Regions from separate parts of the Homo sapiens genome. Here region 1 is linked to region 2. A link is a loop called in an ENCODE intact Hi-C map of the cell type or tissue named here. Cell type or tissue: mammary epithelial cell. All regions are shown on one strand. Links, peaks and the distances in the headings refer to the core of each region. The heading gives the core; the rest is flanking DNA. Region 1 has its middle 9.9 kb from the start of STK33. Region 2 overlaps DENND2B (DENN domain containing 2B).

Region 1 (2,915 bases), core at 202-2,701, 170 kb before region 2:
CATGCTGGTCTCAAACTCCTGGGCTAGAGTGAGCCTCCTACCTTGGCCTCCCAAAGCTGTGGAATTAAAAGTGTGAGCCACCCAGGTGGGAGCTAAACATGTGTACACATGGACATATACTGAGTGAAATAATAGATATTAGGGAATACAAAAGGTGGGAGGGGGTGAGGGTTGAAAAACCTATTGGGTACAATGTTCACTATTCAGGTGATGGATACACCAAAGCCCAGACTTCAGCACCACACAATAAATGCATGTAAGAAACCTGCACTTGAGTCCCCTCAATATATTTGAATAAATAATTTAACTTTAAAAGAAAAAAATGTGAGCCACCGTGTCTGCCCCCATATGTCCTTCACCCAGATTCACCTATTAAGATTTTACATCAGCCAGGCACGGTGGCTCACGCCTGTAATCCCAGCACTTTGGGAGGCCGAGGTGGGCAGATCACAAGGTGAAGAGATCGAGACCATCCTGGCCAACATGGTGAAACCCCGTCTTTGCTAAAAATTAGCTGGGTGTGGTGGTGCACACCTGTAGTCCCAGCTACTCAGGAGGCTGAGGCAGGAGAATCACTTGAACCTAGGAGGCAGAGGTTGCAGTGAGCCAAGATCGCGCCACTGCACTCCAGCCTGGCCACAGAGCGAGACTCCATCTCAAAAAAAAAAAAAAGATTTTACACCATTTGCTTTATTAATAGCACTCTCTCTATATATGTGTGTGTGTGTGTATGCATGTTTAATTAAAAAAAGATATACATCTACAGCTTTGTTCTGTACCATTTGTGGGTGAGTTACATACACTAAGGACCTTGACTTCTAAATACTCCAGTGCATATTTTCTAAAAACGAGAATATTCAATTATATAACCACAGTTCAGTTATCAACTTTAGTACATTTAACATTGATACAATAATCTCATCTACTCTCCATATCCCCATTTTGTCAGTTGACCCAAGAATGTCCTTTCTATTACATTTTCCTCACTCCACTACAGGACCCAATATAGGGTCAGGAATTGCATTTAGCTGTCATGTCTCTTTAGCCTCCTTGAACCTGGACATTTTCCTAGCTTTTCTTTGTCTTTAACGACAGGGACATTTTTAAAGAATCCAGTCCCCTATCCCCTGCCTTTACTTAATATAACGTCTTTCATTGTGGGTTTGCCTGATGTTTCTCTGTAATGAGATTCAGGTTCTGCATCCTTGGCAGCAATACTGTATCATGGGTGACATCATGTCCTTCTCACAGCATTACATCTGGGTGCACAGTATGTCCACCTGCCCCTTATTGGTGATGTTATTTTGAGCACATGATCAAGATGTTATGTGATTTCTCCACTGTATAATACTCCAATTGCTGTATATTTTTTCCTCCCTCACAACTTTTCCTGCACAACAATGAGCAGTCAGTGGAGAGACAATTTAGGACTATGCAAATATCCTGCTCCTCATCAAAATTTCCCCCTAGGGTTAGCCCTTAACAAGTTTTCTGACGATCCCTGGGGCTAAATGAGTGCCCCGGCGCCACCTATGGGGCTTGCAGCACACTGCAACACCGGGAATGAACCTCGGACCTCTCTCACTCTGCCACTTGTCTGGAGTCCAGGAACTACTTCAGCCCTAGACATTTTGAAAGATCCTATAGAGACCTGAGTTGCAAGCCTGAGTTCTAGTCCAGACACCGCCAATGACTCATGAGGAATCTTGGACAAGTCTTCTTAAGACTTATGTTCCTAGTGAAATGTAGGGTTGGCTGACAGAGATCTGAGTTATACATTCAAGTAATACTTATTGAGCAACTACAGGCACTGTTCCAGGATCCAAGCAAGACTTCTGCTCTCAGGGAAGCTTACACCCTCTGTGACTCAGACAGTGAGCAAGAACACAAGACGAAGAAAAAGATAAACATACCTCATAGTAAGTGCCATGATGACGATGAAACAGGGCTGTGAGAGAGTGCCTGGGTCCACTTCAGATTGTGTGGTTAGGAAAAGCTCTCTGAGGAGGGGTGCGAGCTAAGATCTAAAGGGTGATTGGAGCCAACCCTGACCTTGAGAAGTTTTGGAGGTAGAGCCTTCCAAGCAGAGGGAAGAGTCAAGGATGACTAGGGGTTTGGTACTTCTTCCATATCTATGGCTCTTTGGGGGTGTGGGGGCAGGGTCAGGAGACTCCCAGGTGTCCCTGAAGCAGAGCAAGAGACGGATAAGAGAGAGGTGTGTTCTCCAGAATAACAGGGAGAAATTCTAGAGGTGTTGACAAATGAAGTGGCTTTTAAAAGATGAGTAAAGATTTTGAAAGGTAGATTATAGAACAGAGAAAGACATTCCACGTAGGAAAGGGGAAGAATGGGAGGCACACAGGAGTCATTGGCTATGGCAATTCTGAAATCCAAGTGGGCAAATATTTTGAGGGCCTCCTAGTCTGGTCGGGAATTATTCATTATTTTCTGATTCAGGTCCCTGGAAGTAGCTCCCTTGCCTGTTGTTCTCCTTATCCCTTGCTTCTGCCCTCAAAGAGGTTCTTCACATTTTAGTGTCCCTGCTGATGTGGGGCTTGAGGCATAAACCTCTTTGGGGGCTGAGCAGCCTTCTCAACTCTTAGGTGTGTTAAGAGCCTGAGCATTCTCTACCATAGATTATTGAAAGCCCAAGAGCCATTTAATGTCTTCAACAGTTATTGTTTTCTGTTAGTCTAGGCTCATCATTCCCCTGGCAATAAAACACTCTAAAAACCTCATTATGGGCCGGGCACAGTGGCTCACACCTGTAATCCCAGCACTTTGGGAGGCCAAGGCAGGCGGATCACCTGAGGTCAGGAGTTTGAGACCAGCCTGGCCAACATGGTGAAAACCCATCTCTACTAAAAATAGAAAAATTAGCCGGGCATGGTGGCAGGCGCCTGTAATCTCAGCTA
Region 2 (2,915 bases), core at 210-2,709:
TATGGGATGGTGCAAAATGAGGCTAGAAAGGCAGGGATAGGCCTAGAGTGCCATGACCAGGGGACACCTGGGCGGCTCCAGCGTTCCAGCAACCTTACACACTGAAGCCTCAAGGGCATCTCCCTCCAAACTGCCTGGGGGTGGCAGGCAGCTGGGACAACAAACATCAAGCCTGCCTTTCCAGGGGTGAGTGGCAATCCCAACTCCTTGGGTATGCTTACAGCGCACCAATTTTCAATGCAAAATCCTTTAACAACTGTTTTCTCTCTCTTTCTGTCTTTCCTTCCCCTCCTCCTAAAGAAGAGCTGTTTATCCCTCTTCTCATTTCTGCCCCGCTCTGAGCCCTGAGTTTTAGTGCCAGTGCTTTTACACAAATCCAGCTTTACATCTTGAGTGAAATATAATTTCATAGGAATGTAATTCTGGAATGATCTCATTGAAAAAGCACATCCAGCAAAGGCCATGAGCAGACTTCAGGCCAGCCCATTCACACCCAGAGCCAAGAAGACTGCAGACCCCTTTCCCTTAAATGGAGAATGTGCCTGGGACCCAAAGCAAAGCACACCAGCTACCTAGGGATATTCTCCTGCCTACAGCCAGCCAGCCTGCCTGCCTGCAGACCACGGCCAGGGCCCACAGCAGCGACCACCATGAGCCACTCTGGCACCATACAAGGACAGACTCGAGGGCATCCAAGCAAACAGGCCTCACCCCAGAGACGCTGCCTCTGACCCTCGGGAGGGCTCTGGCTCCATGCCATCAAACATGAGCTGAAAATATTAACACTCCCCTGTCATAGCCCCATCAGAGACAGAAGAGTATCCAGAAGCCCAGCTGCTAAAGATCCTCCCCACACCTACCTGCCTTCCTAACTCTCGGAAACCCAATTACCATCTGACCCTATTGAGACAGAGTCAGAAAGTGGGGCATTTGACTCTGAAACTAGATGTCAAAGCCAGGCCCAGCCCAGTCCAGCAGAGCTGAGGCAGAGCAGAACTGGGGAAGAAATAATGTAGTCTGATGGACGCTCAAAAAATCCTACTGAAAAAAATTACCAAGTTGGAATCTCTGGAAAAAATGTCCTCATTCCAAATCTGTTCCCCACCCCCAATGAATTCTCATAAAATGGACCAGAAAAGGAGGAAAAAAAAAATTAATGGCTTGCAGGGTCTATGGGAACTCTCTGTCTCTCTGTACTATCTTTGCAACTGTTCTGTAAATCTGAAACTATTCTAAAATGTAACATTTATAAAAAATAATGGCTTATCACAGTTTCCTCTGTAAGAAACAATGGGAAAAGGGTGATCTTTGGGTATGAAACTCTGCCTCTACCAGCTATGAAGCTTTGGATGTGTTGCCTACCCTCTGTAAGCTTCAGTTTTCTCATCTGTAAAATGGAGAGAACAGTTCCAACCACGAAGTGCTGTTGTACAGATTGAGTAAGATAGTGCATGCAAAGGACTTACCACTGCTAAAAGTGCTTTCTTTCTGGGCAGCAGCAGTTTCTCTGCTCAGTCAGCCTTCACGTTGGGTTCTTGACAACTGCAGCTGGAGACCCTACCTCCACCCTTCAGCCCTACCTGTCTTTATGACTAGCAGTCTCTTCCAGAAACGGCAGGACACTTTAATCCCAAAGCACAGTAATCACCTGAAAGGCTGAAGGCTGCCTTATAGCAAGTTCTGACTAGTGAAAGCACACCTTTGTTGACAGAAACATGTTCTCCTTCCTGCTTTCCCTTCCTCCATTAGAATCTAGTGTCACTGCCATTAGCTGAATGACTTTCCTAAGGGTTACAGGGATCCATCAGAAGGAAAGCCAGAAGCTGACAGAGTTGCGCTTCTGACAGAGAGGAAGTGTGCTCTCAAAATCGCCACAGAAGATTCTTCCCCTTCAGTAGCACCACTACCATCCACCATCTCATCACCACCACCCCAACTCCTGGCTGTGCCCTGCTCCCATCCTGGCCCCACATGAAGCTGGGCTGATAAACTACAAATCCACAAGTCAAGGGGCACAGCAAGTTCCCCAAAACCAAGACATATGTCTCAAGGCTGGGCAGGAAGTTGCCCCCAGGCCCTGAAGCCCAACCCCGGGGCCTCAGACACCTTGCCTCTTGTCTATAGGATGATGTTACTTGCTTCTCCCCTGGGGAGACTGAGATGAGTGGGCAGTCTAGGAACCCTATCTAGGTCTTCTTATTTTTTTCGTTTTTTTTTTTTAATTATTATTTTCACTTTTTTTTGAGACAGAGTCTCTCTCTGTTGCCTAGGCTGCAGTGCAATGGCGTGATCTTGGCTCACTGCAACTTCCACCTCCCAGGTTCATGAGATTCTCCCACCTCAGCCTCCTGAGTAGCCGGGATTACAGGGGCCCACCAACACACCTGGCTAATTTTTGTATTTTCAATAGAGACGGGGTTTCACCATGTTGGCCAGGGTGGTCTCGAACTCCTGACCTCAAGTGACCCGCCCGCCTTGACCTCCCAAAGGGCTGAGATTACAGACGTGGGCCACTGTGCCTGGCCCCCATCTGGGTCTTATAAGTGGATGGACTAGAGACCAAGGAAAGAATCAGGTGAAGAAAGGTATAGCTCTGATGTCGTGTTATCTCCTTGAAAATCACTCACAAGAATGTCAAATACTTAAAAAAACAAAAAACTCTCCCAAGACAAAAGAGAAGTCCAATCTCACCCTGAAAATTTACTGTCCAAATAAGGGAGCAGTCAGTGCTAGAACAGTCAGGCTGTTCCAACTCCAAAAAGCCCTGGGAGAGAGGCAGTTCCCGGGCTTCAGATTCCACTGACAGGTTGTAACCCCTCAAAGCCACTAATGGGCACATTCTAGTGGCTAATTCCTCTGACCTTCCAGATGGCTGGGGTGGGGACACACCCCAGCTGAGACCCAAGGACACTGGT

What was found. Hi-C counts contacts between places; a loop is a spot of excess contacts. Peaks named below come from ENCODE experiments on the same cell type or tissue, not always from the same donor. Only the 100,000 strongest peaks of a DNase experiment are listed, where the experiment ranks them.
Region 1: it touches region 2 in a loop (4-fold over the local background); 2 of 110 quality-filtered maps call a loop at or near these places.

Annotation. Positions count from the first base shown.
Region 1 is chr11:8,602,638-8,605,552 of GRCh38, forward strand. No RefSeq gene overlaps it. Among named protein-coding and RNA genes, the nearest start is that of STK33, 9.9 kb to the left of the region's middle. RefSeq lists an enhancer at 1,229-1,730. In mammary epithelial cell, for the core only: a CTCF peak has its summit at 1,530; a DNase peak (open chromatin) is centred at 1,774; H3K27ac peaks cover 869 bases.
Region 2 is chr11:8,772,656-8,775,570 of GRCh38, forward strand. The region is part of intron 1 of DENND2B (DENN domain containing 2B); the gene reads right to left. The region is part of intron 1 of DENND2B-AS1 (DENND2B antisense RNA 1); the gene reads left to right. Among named protein-coding and RNA genes, the nearest start is that of DENND2B-AS1, 5.3 kb to the left of the region's middle. RefSeq lists an enhancer at 1,777-1,956. In mammary epithelial cell, for the core only: no CTCF peak of the experiment used is centred there; a DNase peak (open chromatin) is centred at 1,686; H3K27ac peaks cover 1,227 bases.